2 separate regions of the Homo sapiens genome follow, and region 1 is linked to region 2. Evidence: chromatin contacts called from ENCODE Hi-C or POLR2A ChIA-PET data. All regions are on one chromosome and are shown on one strand. Each heading gives the region's core, a stretch centred on a gene start or an enhancer-like site at or near the end of the contact. The rest is flanking DNA. Distances are from core to core; before and after follow the strand shown.

What was found. A loop is a pair of places that touch in the nucleus more often than their neighbours do. ChIA-PET counts read pairs that join two places held with the same protein, here RNA polymerase II (POLR2A). Pooled maps may share reads with other maps.
Region 1: a loop to region 2 is called in a map of PC-9, with 4 times the contacts of the local background. The contact joins the promoter of YIPF6 here to the enhancer-like site in region 2. A Hi-C loop is called at or near these places in 2 of 168 maps with a recorded cell type or tissue (PC-9 and endothelial cell of hepatic sinusoid) and 1 of 50 pooled maps. POLR2A ChIA-PET finds 5 or more read pairs at or near these places in 2 of 52 experiments (AG04449 and HEK293).

What each region holds. Positions count from the first base shown.
Region 1 is chrX:68,496,110-68,502,577 of GRCh38, reverse strand. It overlaps YIPF6 (Yip1 domain family member 6), which reads right to left and starts at 3,527. Exons shown (of 7, transcript NM_173834.4): 1 at 3,455-3,527. The coding sequence starts at 3,511. RefSeq lists enhancers at 3,409-3,888, 3,687-4,361.
Region 2 is chrX:68,411,735-68,418,770 of GRCh38, reverse strand. All of the region lies in intron 2 of OPHN1 (oligophrenin 1), which reads left to right. Among named protein-coding and RNA genes, the nearest start is that of OPHN1, 18 kb to the left of the region's middle. RefSeq lists a silencer at 3,150-3,444. Within about 2 kb of position 3,295, at least 4 of the 41 ENCODE cell types and tissues checked have a DNase peak (open chromatin) inside an H3K27ac peak, as active enhancers do; they include PC-9, where a contact is called at or near this core.

The DNA of each region.
Region 1 (6,468 bases), core at 2,278-4,777, 84 kb before region 2:
CAGCTAACCCTCCTTATATATTATCTATTTTTGTTCAGAGTGTCACTATACTCTTGGGTGTCTATAGCCATGCTCTTCAAAATGTGGTACTGGGAGCAGCAGCAGCAGCATCTCCAGGGAGTCTGTAAGAAATGCAAAATCTCGGGCCCTATCCCAGACCAACTGAATCAGAACCTGCAAATTAACAAGATTCCCCAGATGACTGCTAGCACACTAAAGTTTGGAAAATACTGATCTAAGACAAATCCTCCTTCACACGCTACAAACCCTCGTGGATTCTGCCTTGTCTCAAATCCTCTTGTCTCCTGCCACTGCTGTTGTCCAGATCCTTATCATTTCTTCTCAGAACTACTGTAACAGCTTCACTGGCCCTCTAGATTCCAGATATTCCCCCACTGTAACTTACCCTCTATTATGTTGTCCAATTCATGATTTCAAATTCTTCCCTCCTCAAAAATTTCCACTGGCTCTTTGTAGCCCATTAAGCCTCCCAGGTTAGTAGCCAATAATAAGAAATAACACATTGCATTATTATATGCCAGGCATTCTATTAAGTGTGTTAATTTATCCAATGTGTTAACTCATTCCACCTAATAACCCTATGAACTAAGTATTGTTATATCTCTATTTTACAGATGGGGAAACTGAGGCAAGGAGGGGTTTGGTAATTTCCCCAATATCCCACTAGTTAAGTGACAGTGCTTAGAATCAAACCTAAGCAAGCTGACTCCAGAGTACACATTCCAAACCACCACTGTTCCATACTGCCTCCCTAACTCAGTAGGCTTACCTCTGAAGGCTTATCTCCTAATAATTCTCTGTGCTTCAGCCAAAGTGTTGTTCTATAAATATACTAGCACCTTCCAACTTCTGTGCCTTTGTTCACAAGAGGCTGTGTAGCACAAATGGATATATATAAGTCTGCGCTTCTATATATATATGAATGGATATATCCACTTATATATAAATGGATATATAAGTCTGGGCTTCAGAGTCAGATCTAGGTTCAAATTTCATGCATGGCACTAACTGGATGTAGACCCTAGGGAAATCATCAAACCTCCCTGCATGTCATATCCTCATCTGCACATAAAATGTAGTTAAAAGCCACCTAACTGAAATGATTGCTGTAAAGTTTAGTAGCAAATACGCAGAGGATGTCTAGCACAATACCTGGCATGTAGCAGGTGCTCAGTTATTGATAGCTCTTATACTCACTTGCAATTTCAAATCCTACCCATCCTTTGAAGTCCTTTCAAATATAACTTCCACCATGTAGCTTGGTCACCCCAACTGGACATGATAGCATTTTCCTTTAAATTTCTGTAATATTCTTTGTGTAACTTTCTCTTACATACTGCCTTATTTTAGCATTGTATACTTGTCTTATCCCTAAAACTTAAGACTGGTAGCACCATAGAGGCAGGCCCTTTGCATTCCCTACAGCAACTAGCACAGTGCATTACTCATTGTGGGAGTTCACTAAACATTTGTTGAATGGAAGCGGATTGCATATTGAGTAATGAGTGATCAGAACCACTGAAGTTAACTGGGGAAAGCTTCACAGAAGAGGGGTGGAGAAGTTTAAATGAAAGAAACTAAAAACTACTAAGCACCTATGACAATGTCACAGTAGGCACAATGTATATATTATCTCATTTAGTACTCTCACTAATTCAGTGATGTGTTCCTATCACCATTTTCCAAAGGAGGAAACTGGGGTTCAGCCTGATTTTACTCAAGGTCACGATAGAACTTAACACAACTCACTCTTATTGCCATATCCCCAGTGCCTAAAGGAGTGCCTGGAACATAGTAGCGGATGCTCAATAAATATTTGTTGAGTGAGTGAAGAGGTGAACAAATGGAGCTAGTAAGCAGCAGAGCTAGGACTAGAATTAAGTTCACTGATCTCCCAGCTCAGTTCACTATGTTAAGTTGCTAATTCAAAACAGAGGAAAGGGGGCCAGGCACGGTGGCTCACACCTGTGTCCCAGCACTTTGGGAGGCCGAGGCGGGCAGATCACCTGACGTCAGGAGTTCGAGACTAGCCTGGCCAACGTGGTGAAAGCCCGTCTCTACAAAAATACAAAAATTAGCTGGACGTAGTGGCAGGCGCCTGTAATCCCAGCTACTCAGGAGGCTGAGGCAGGAGAATCACTTAAACCCCAGAGGTGGAGGTTGCAGTGAGCTGAGATTGTGCCATTGTGCTCCAACCTGGGTGACAAGAGCAAAACTCCGTCTCAAAAAAAGAAAAAGAAAAAAAAAGAGGAAAGGGAAGAACCATTTACTGAGCAACTACTATATAACTAAACACATTGAGAAGAGGGACAGGAGCAGAATATTGACCTCATTATACTCCTCAGTTCATGGTACTGATAGTATTAGACACGTTACATAAATTATGCCATTTGATCTTTCTAAAAACTGTTTTGAGGCAGGTATTTTTATCTCCATTTTACAGATGAAGAAACACCCTCCCTAAAATGACTTGCCGAAACTCACAAAGTGGGTGGATTCCATCCCAAGTAAAGTTTAACTCCAAAGCCTGTGTTCTTAAAATACTTGTCCACACTTTGGGCTTGCAGTGGAAATTCTATCCCTTGCAGAGACAGGAGCAAGAGAGTATAGTGAAGATGGCCGGGCACAGTGGCTCACGCCTGTAATCCCAACACTTTGGAAGGCCGAGGCAGGAGGATAGCTTGAGCCCAGGAATTCGAGACCAGCCTGGGCAACATGGTAAAACCCCGTCTCTACAAAAAAATACTAAAAATTAGCCTGGTGTGGTGACACGCACCTGTGGTCCTAGCTACTAGGGAGGCTGAGGTGGGAGGATCACGTGAGCCTGGGAGGCAGAGGTTGCAGTGAGCAGAGACCGCGCCACTGCCCTCCAGCCTGGGTGACAGAGTGAGACCTTGTCTCGATTTTTAAAAAAGTAAAAAATAAGAAAGGAGAACAAGTATGGTGAAGAGAATGGCAAGGAGCTGCGACAGGGGTTAAACCTGGCCTACTGGGGTCACTGAACAAGTCAATACTAAAGTTATAAGCAACAAAACGTTAATGTCCCACGGGAAGCAATCTCTCATTATTCCTTCAACAAAGGCTGGTGACAGGTTTTGATAAAATGAGGGGACAGCAGAAGAAAAGATAACTTAAGAAATCACCTAAAGTTCGCCATTTAACACAATGTAGGGGACGATGACGAGACCTGGGAGGATGGGAAAGGAAAGATCGGAGTTTCACAAAAAGACCTGGAAGGAACCACGAGGGCAGGGGGCAAAGCGGTTAGCGCAAAGAACAGGTGCAGTGTTGGGACTGGTTCTGGCATCGGGTACAAGAAGGGCCTGCCGGGCGGAAGGAGCTCCGGCTCTCAGGCCACGAGCCCGTCCCCCGACTTCTTTAGGGGGCACTCTGCCTCACCCTCGGTCCCTTTTGTCGCAGATCCCAAGCTCACCAGGGGCCTGGGCGATGCTGTCCCCGGGTCTCCTGGAGACTCCTCCGCTTCCGCCATCTTGGCCCTCCTTCTCCCGGGTCGCTCCCACAGGTCTTTGCGGAACCTGCGACGTGGAGGCCACTGCCGGTCAGCGCGTCATCGCGTGACGGCCGCGTCACCTAATGGCGCCTGGCAATGGCCGGCGGCCCCGGCCCTTCGCTGTCCCTCGGTCCTCGGGGTGTCAGGGACAGCTCCGCGTCGCCTTGTCTCGCTTCTTCGGGGCCACGGGTCCAGCTAGACACGCTTAGCCTTTAACACTCAAGCCGGATTCTCAGACCGCTCCTTCGCTCTCGCGACCACGGCTGCCCTCTCCACCCCACCGACTCCCGCCCATTTCCCGTTCTCAGGAGTTGGCTTGGAGTGCCAGACCCTCGATCACGGCACCTCTAGGAAAGAGCCTGCCTCTCTTCCTTCCCTTCCCCGGCTACCGAGCGACTTCAAGTTTTCGTGCGCCGGAATGACGGGCTCAAGCCCCAACCTCCTGCTCCCTCCGCCGCCGCCCCTGCCCCTCTGACTCTGCGCCTCTCCTGCTGCTCGCAAGCCTCTTCCCACTTCCTTGACTTTTATAAACCTCTCTACTGCCTCCACGCCGACCCTCCAGGATTACTTTTCTCCAGCACCTCTGGCGGTGGGCAGGGAAGAAGCTTCATTGGCCAAACTTGTTAATCCCACTTCAAAAGTTGCTAAACCATTTGGAGCAAGTACTGAAAATGTTCAGGGTCTAAAAGAGAGTAACTATTGTGACAATAACTTAAAAGATAATCTTCATGTCCCAACCTGTTTTCCTTATCTCATCCTTTTGGGCTTTCAAGGTATTTCTGGTCCCAGTTTACGTTGGCCCCAGGCTAAAATGTAGTCAGACAGGGCAGCCATTGTTGACAGCATCAGCATCCAGGATACCTGGGTGCCCTTTGGTGGTGTTAAGCATTTAACCAACAAGGCAGGGGATGGCTGTGAAATAAAAGTGTTTTATATTTTTGGATAGGCAATCCAAGTAGTAAATTTAAGGAGGAAGAATGTGGAATGTGGAGGGACAAAATTCCAAACGAATGGAGGTGTTTTTTTTTTTTTTTTTTGGTGTTTGTTGTTTTGTTTTGTTTACGATAATTCCCCTTCAGACCAAGCACAATTTTAGTACTTGCACAAATACTGGTGGAAGTGATATTAAAATTTAAGCCAGTAGACATGAAATCTTTTTGCAATTGCAAGGGAATATCATGTACAAATGTCCCAACCCCAGCCTGAGCTTCTCACCTCATCCTCCCACCCCATGATTACCAGATCACTACCTCCCGTCCCACTTCCCTGAGGCCATTGATAACGTCTGCTATTTCCTTGCCAACCTCCAAAATTAGCTATTTCTCCCTAGCCACAAGCCCCTCGCTTCTACCCCTTCTAACCTCATCTATTGGCCCTCTTGGCCACTTATTTCAAGGTAGCCTTGGTGATAGGTTAAGAGGAGGACAGGCCGGCCGGGCGCGGTGGCTCACGCCTGTAATCCCAGCACTTTGGGAGGCCGAGGCGGGCGGATCAAGAGGTCAGGAGATCGAGACCATCCTGGCTAACACGGTGAAACCCCGTCTCTACTAAAAATACAAAAAATTAGCTGGGCGTGGTGGCGGGCGCCTGTAGTCCCAGCTACTCGGAGGGTGAGGCAGGAGAATGGCATGAACCCGGAAGGCGGAGCTTGCAGTGAGCCGAGATCGCGCCACTGCACTCCAGCCTGGGCGAAAGAGCGAGACTCCGTCTTAAAAAAAAAAAAAAAAGAGGACGGGCCATAGGACAATTGAGGCAGGCAGTGCTCAGGTTAGTTGGGCATTATTTCAGACTACCAATGCCTGTTCTCCCCATTTAACTAATAGGGTACTGGTTGGGTGTGAGACAATATGCTTTGTAGAAAGAAAATCAGGAAGGAAGGTTGTGAAGGAAGGGGCTGCACAGGAACAAGCTCCCAAAACTAGGAATTATTCTATGTTTTTAGTTGCAAGTGTATCTCAAAAAATTGCCAGACTAACTCAGAGTTCTTTAATACACCTACAGTCATTACTGTTTGCCAGATCATGGATATTTACAATACAGCAGGACTTGCATGACTTGTCCAAAGTTACTTAGAACCTTTGTAAGTGGTAGAAGTGGAATTAATATTTAAGTCAATAGGTATGAAGAACTTTGTTGGCTAATCTGTATTTCAGGACACTATAACATACAACTCTATGAAAATAACCAGGAAATATTAAGGAAATAATTTCCCAGAAAAATGATCAGAATTGACTCAAAACAAAGTGGGGAATTTCATTAAAACAAAATTTTGAAAGGAAAAATTTAAAACACATGTTAAAAGCTGGCTGGGCGCGGTGGCTCACGCCTGTAATCTTAGCACTTTGGGAGACCGAGGTGGGCAGATTGCCTGAACTCAGGAGTTCGAGACCAGCCTGGGCAACATGGCAAAACCCCGTCTCTACTAAAAATACAAAAATTAGCCTGGTGTGGTGGTGCGTGCCTGTAGTCCCAGATACTCGAGAGGCTGAGACACGAGAATCTCTTGAATTCTGGAGGAGGAGATTGCAGTGAGCCGAGATCACGCTACTGCACTCCAGCCTGGGTGACAGAGCAAGAATCCATCTCCACAAAAATAAATAAATAAATAAATAAATACATAAAAAGTAAGATGAAGACAGTTTGTATGGTATGCTATCAACTGAGTAAAAATGTAAGGGCAATGGATAGATATCCATACATTGTACTTGAATATTCACAGACTGTGTCCGGAAGGCTACACAAAAAGCCGGTAACTGGTTGCCTGTGGGGAGAGAAACTGGCAATAGGGGTGGATTGACTTGCAAGTGAAGACTATTCATTGTATGTGAAGCAGTTTGAAATTTTAAACATATACATGTATTAGTTTTTTAAAAGTTGCCAAATATCTCCCCTCTTCTCCTACCCTCAAAGTGCTGGGCCCAGATGGTTTCATAGGC
Region 2 (7,036 bases), core at 2,046-4,545:
TAGTGCTCTCAGACAGGTGAAGTCACCAAGGGCAGATAATGGTCCCTTGTTTTACAGATGAGGAAATTTAAATTCAGAGAAGTTATTTGCTCAAAATTGTTCCACTAGTGTGTGGCAAGTTGGGATTCAAACCCAGATCTTCTGGCTCCTAGAGGTGGAAAATTTTTTACTATATTATGATGTATTATAGAAGGAGGTCAATGGTTATGCCTTGTAGGGTGCGTTTGGGAAGTCTGCGTCTCTGGGCCTTCCTGTATGGTGTCTTGCCATTGTAGTTACCTGATTCTCCCTGATGTCTGTCCCAGCTGGCCTGGCTTTGCACTCAGCCCTCTCCTGCTCCTTGAGCCTCTCCTCCTAATACCATCTTTGCACACAGCTCAGTCTCTGTAAAACCCTGTCATGTATCCTCCTCGGGGTTGCCTGTGTCTGCCAGTATCTCCTTTTCCCTCTAGGACCTGAGGAAGCCCTCTTAGAGACCTTGCCTTATTGTGCATTGTTTTGAAAATTGCCCTCCTAGCCAGCCATCCCTGCTCTAATGATTCACCTTCAAACTGTGATTTCAAGTCTTTTGGATCTTCTTATGCCATGTGTTAGGCAGCCTCTGACATTCAGAGGGGCTCATAAATATAGGTATGCTATGGTAGTATATTTAGGACCAGTTCTTTTGCCTCCTTCTTACCCATATGCCTTTAATCAGCTTCTGCTCCTCTGGCAATATGGGCATAATTGGCATGTGTTTTCAGCAGAGCTCATTATAGAGATTTCCATTGCAGCAGGCAATTTTGTACAAGCCCCTGTCTGACATTATTACCAAAGCTATTGCCGTTGTTTTGTCAGGTCTAACAAGTCCAGCAAGGTCTGGCTGATTGAAGCATTCATTGAATTGGCCACTGGGCAAGGAGGCGGTTGCTTGGCAGTTCTTCTCTTCAGGGAGGGTTTCCTTTTTTAGTAGCAGTCTTACCTCTAAGGAGTCAGCAGCTCCCTTTAGAACTGGCTTTCCCAAAGTGTGTTTCCCCACCCTTCCACCCAGTGGCTTCCAGTTGTTCTGAAAGCTGCTGGTCAACTGTGCCTTTAATATTTCTAATGGCAGGAGTTAATAATGTGATGTTTAATAGAAAACATGTGTCATCCTATTGGCACACCAGAGAAGGCAGCTCTGGTCTCTCCATTAAACCAGCAAAGATTTTTGTTTTTTAATGGTGATAAGTAGAAATAAGTATATGGGATACCCACAGGTATCTTTTACTTTGAAGTCTTTTGTAGCTTCTGCTTTTGAGAATAACTGATAGAGGGAAACTTCTTAGCCTTGCACCTTTGCTTTTTGCTCCTTTCCAGAAGTCCTGGGCAGAAGAGAGAGGGGATAAGGAATAGTCACTTGAGGTTGGGCGTGGTGGCTCACGCCTATAATCTCAGCACTTTGGGAGGCCAAATGGGTGGATCACCTGAGGTCAGGAGTTCCAGACAAGCCTGGGCTACATGGCAAAACTCCGTATCTACTAAAAATACAAAAATTAGCTGGGTGTGGTGGCATGCACCTGTAATCCCAGCTATTTGGGAGGCTGAGGCAGAGTTGCTTGAACCCCAGAGGTGGAAGTTGCAGTGAGCCGAGATCGCGCCACTGCATTGCAGCCTTCATGACAGAGTAAGTCTCCATCTCAAAATAAATAAATAAATAAATAAATAAATAAATAAATATAAAAAGGAATAGTAACTCGATTTCTCAAGGAGATCTATTTGTAGTAAAGCAGGAGCCAGCATGCTGTGGCTCATGGCCAAATCCTGTCCACCTCCTCTTTTCGTAAATAATGTCTGTTTTCATAAATAACGTTTTATTGGCACATAGCCACACCTATTTGTTTATATATTGTCTGTGACTGCTTTTGCAATAAAGTGGCAGAATTGAGTCATTGCAATAGATACAGAATAGCCCTCCAAGACTAAAACAGGCTGTGCAACATTAATTGGCTGTTGTTGGGTGGGGCAGGGCATTGAGTTCCTTAAGTGTTCCTTGGACCTTCTTGTTTGTGTCCAGCTTCTGCTGAGTTTGTGTAGAGAGGTATGCAGGGAAGTGGTTTTGGAAATGACCTATTCCCGCATACATAATGAAAGCTTGGAATGCAGGTTGTGCTATGAGGTGTTTTCCTGTTTGAATGGGCAAAGTGTTCATCATCAGAGATGTATTCCTATTGCCTACCCCGGGGCCTGACACAGTCTCAGTTCTGATCTCAAGAAACTCTCATACAGGGGTTTTGCTTTTCCCAGTGGGCATTCAGAAACACACTGGTTCACTAGCGCAGAAACAGTTCATCCTTTTTGACTGTCTGTCTTTGTGTATTTGGTCACGAACTCCTTTTTCCTCTTTCCCATTATAGATAGTCGATGGGATTTTTCACAAAGCCCTTGAATAGTTTGTATGTGTTTGTTGATTTTGAACTTTGAACTGGTATATATATAATACCAGCACTTTGGGAGGCCCAGGTGGGGCAGATTGCTTGAGTTCAGTAGTTCGAGACCAGCTAGGCCAACATGGTGAAATCCTGCCTGTACAAAAAAATGCAAAAATTAGCCAAGCATGGTGATGGTCGCCTGTAATCCCACTACTCAGGAGGCTGAGGTGGGAGGATGGCTTGAGCCCAGAAGGCAGAAGTTTCAGTGAGCGCTCTCTCTCTCTCTCTCTCTCTCTCTCTCTCTCTCTCTCTCTCTATATATATATATATATATATATATATATATATATTATATAATTTTTTTTTTTTGAGACGGAGTCTTGCTCTGTCACCCAGGCTGGAGTGCAGTGGCACGATCTCAGCTCATTGCAACCTCCACCTCCTGGGTTCGAGCAATACTCCTGCCTCAGCCTCCCGAGTCGCTGGGACTACAGGTATTCACCATTACACCTGGCTAATTTTTGTATTTTTAGTAGAGATGGGGTTTCACCATGTTGGCCAGGCTGATTTCAAACTCCTGGCCCCAGGTGATCTGCCTGCGGTGGCCTCCCAAAGTGTTGGGATTACAGGCATGGGCCACCACACCCAGCCTTGAACTGGTATATTAAGCCCTAAAGTGTATTATACAATTGGGTAATATATAAGCAGTCTGAAGCTCCGTTGGCAGAGAAACCCATGGTTTTTGATATGTTATTTGTCATAAGCTAACAGGGACCTTTTTCTCTCTTTGACACAGTTGGGAAGTTCTTTATTAAAGGGGCCAGACAGCAGTTCCCTTTATAGTTAATAATGATGTAATACACCAAGTAGTGAAGGCTACAGGACAGGAGCCACAGAAGTCACCACAGGGCACATTGCCCAGTCAAGCTTTCTCCAGCTGGTCAGATAATATTTCACTGAGGTCTAAAGAGAAGAAATGTTATGAACAGGAGCAACTCTCTGCTTCCCTGACTCTTAATTCCTTCTGATTGATTGGTATGATCTTGTTATTTCAGGATGATTATTTTAGTATGATTTAATACAGATTTAAAAAATATGGCAGTTATAAGTTTCTATCTCATGTTATTCATGGTACCTTTTCAAAATGGAGCAATCTGGCCTCCAAAATCTAGCTATAGAGAATAATCACAGGTTCCCATGTGTAAGTAGGGCAAAGAGAATCAGAATTACAATATTAGAAAGAGTCTTGAGAGGTCATGGAGTCAACTCCTCTGCTTCCTAGCCACCTAAATCAGCCAAGACAGACGTGGCTAGAGAAAGAATGGAATTAGATTGTTGCCTTGTAGATGTCTTCCATCTTTAACTCTGTCCTTTTGAGAGCAGTAGAAACTAGTTTGGAAGGGGAAATGCTAACTTTTGGACTGCAGGGCTTTAATTAAGTCTTCTTCTTTTTTTATTCTTATGCACCTAAAGAACATTTGGGACTAAAGTGGTTAAAGACATAGTCTTGGTTGAAGTTAGGTTACTGAGCTTAGGTTTCAGCATATTCTCTGTCTAGGAAATTGAGCTCATCAGCAAGTAATGGTAATGGGAAGGCTTAGCACAATGGCATTTAGTTGCCAGAATGACCATTGGCTTGGGAGGCACACAGATCTGGGTTTGAATTCCCTATTTACTATCTGGGTGGCATTTGAACAAGCTATGAACTTCTTAAAGTTTCAGTTTCCTCAATTATAAATGGAGACAGTAATACCAACCTTGGTTATAGAAGGTATACATGAAATAACATATTTGAAAGTAATATACTCTTAATAAATGTTAGTCTCTACTGTTTAAGTATATATTTTAAAAAAACATACTTATGACAGTGCTTGTGCCATAAACAAACTTAAATTGTAGTAATTAATAACTTAATTGGTGTTTGGATATGGCTTATGACTTGAAAATTCAAGAATATACTTCACAAAGAGAAGAGAAAAGGAATATGAGTGCATATTTCTCATAGTCACACAGCCTTACCCATATTCCAATGACAGTAAAGTGGGGACTGATCAGAAAGCCTTCTGGGATAGCATATAACAGCAGCCACACTCACCAATAAGGTATTGGTATGCCTGATCCTCTCCTCCTTTTCAGTAATAACCATTTGAGAAAGATTAGCATTGTTATTTATAGTGCTCTTGGGTCTGATGTTATATCATTGTGGTTCTACTGGCACTGAGAAAGGGAACAATCTTTAGTTCTGGTCAACGTGCCTAACATAACTCCTGGCCCTCAGTAGTCTCTAAGTATTTTATTTGAATGAATTAATAAGACCCTATTTTACAGGAGATAAATTGAGACAGAACGGTTAAGTGGCTCATCTAAGGATTAAGAGAGACAGAGTTCTTGTCAATAATGGGACCTGGTCTACTGCCTTGGTTCTTAACACATATTCTTCCCTTTCCAGGCTGTCTTATCCCATGAATATTGTGTAATACACTGTAAAGAGACTTCCTTCCCCCTTATGAGCTGGTGATTTGCTTGTACCTAAATTAAGAGAGTAGGTTAAAGATGCAATGAGAGTGCTTTATGGCAATTCAAAGTATAATGTTTTCTCTAGGATTTCTTTCATTTTGTTTGTTTGTTTGTTGTTTTTTTGTAGAGATGGGGGTCTCATTATATTGCTCAGGCTAGTCTTGAACTCCTGGGCTCAAGTGATCCTCCTGCCTTGGCTTCCCAAAGTGCTGGGATTACAGGTATGAGCCACTGAACCTGCCCTATCTAGGATTTCTTAGTTTTTGGAATTGCAACAGAGAGGGATAACCCCTTTTTTGCATGTTTTGTCAGAGCTGAGGTTGAACAAAGGGCCCTGGGTGGGCGTGTGGGGAAGGATAGGTGGTTACGGCATGGATTTTATAGGCAGATGGTGTTGGCTTGGAAGAAAATCACAGTAACAGTAACATGTGGGTGTGGGTGTAGAGGGATATCTTCTTTTCCAGCACTGTATCTTTGAATCTGCCCACCTTCCCCTGAGAATTGGCTTTGATTACCTTGATGTTGGTTATTCTGATAGACGAAGCTGCAGGGCAGGGCTAATGTACATTAATGGAGATGTGTGTATAAATCATCTCACAGAATATACAGACATCCTCTGTCTCTAGAAAGTTGGCCTCTTTTTGAACTTCTCACTATGTCCTAGTTGTTACAGAAGTAATTTAGAAACCCCAGAAGAAATATATAAATAGGGTCTATTGCATACTGGGCCTGAACAAGCTGGAGAGGAATAATTTCACATTTGATGGCAGGCTATTTTACTTGTTTGTCTTTCTTCTCCCTTTGCTTCCTGCCTTGCTTTGAGTGACTGCAGAAGCTTTTTGTGATTGTAGGGAGCCTTGGCCAATGTGGGAATAGGACCCAGGAATTCAAATTTCTCACCTGACATCTGCAGTACCTTCAGAATGCTTCTGAAACTGATATAAATGAAGAAATACTCCAAAAGATTACTATTGAACAACAAAATAAAAACTTTCACATGATAAACCATATTTAGTCGCATTCTTCCCTTTTCAGGCCCCAAGTATATAGCTGAGATGGGTCTAGTGTCTTTCTTTTTATGTACCATTTTAGGCAAGTTCTTCTCAGTTTATAAATAGACTTTTCATTCTCAACCCTTCTTATGTGGGCAAGAAAAAGGATTTGTTTAATAGAGTCTGATAAATAATTTTTAATTGTTTTAAATTGTGATAAAATATACATAACATAAAGGTACCATCTTAATCATTTTTAAGTCTTTGGTTCAGTGGGATTAAGTACATTCATATTGTTGTATAACCATCACCACCACCCATCTCCAGAACTCTTATCGTCTTGTAAAATTAAAACTATACACGTTAAACTTTAACTCCCCATTCCCAGCTGCCCTCAGCCCCTGGCATCCATTGTTCTACTTTCTGTCTTTATGAATTTGACTACTCTATAAATGGAAGTACCTCATGTAAAGGAAAGTATACAGTTTTTGGCTGGCCTGCTGTGACTGGTTTATTTCACTTAGCATAATGTTCTTAAGGTTCATCTGAAGGAAACAAAAATATTTCACCTGAAAATATACGTCTTTGTCATATTTTAAGATGACTGTTCAGAGCACCAGTAAACAGAAGTAGCCCTGCAAAGCTGTCTTTTTGGGGACATTTGCAGCTGTAGGGAAAATCTGCACTGATATAGCCAGGTTTTTTTCTGAGGCCCTCCCTTGTCCAGATCTAGGAAAGATTAACTGAGAGTCTGACACCTATAAAGGTCTGAATAAACATTCACCATCTATTCTCTCTGAGGGCTCTGCCTGTGAAGTTTTATCTATATAACAAGACCACTTCTGCTAGCCAGGCCTCCTCTTCTCCCCCTGTTCTGCCACCATAACCTGATTTTCCACCATAACCTGTTTTTGGCCATGCCTCGAGGGAGTTTCCATTCTTTCTGTAACCTCAAGATGGTATAAAAGCGTCAACCCTATACAAACTCTGGAAGAAAATCTCGGAAAATACCATTATGGACATAGGAACAGGCATAGATTTCATGACAAAGACACCAAAAGCAATTGCAATAAAACAAAAAAATTGACAAATGGGACCTAATTAGGCTAAAGAGCTTCTGTGCAGCAAATAAAACTATCA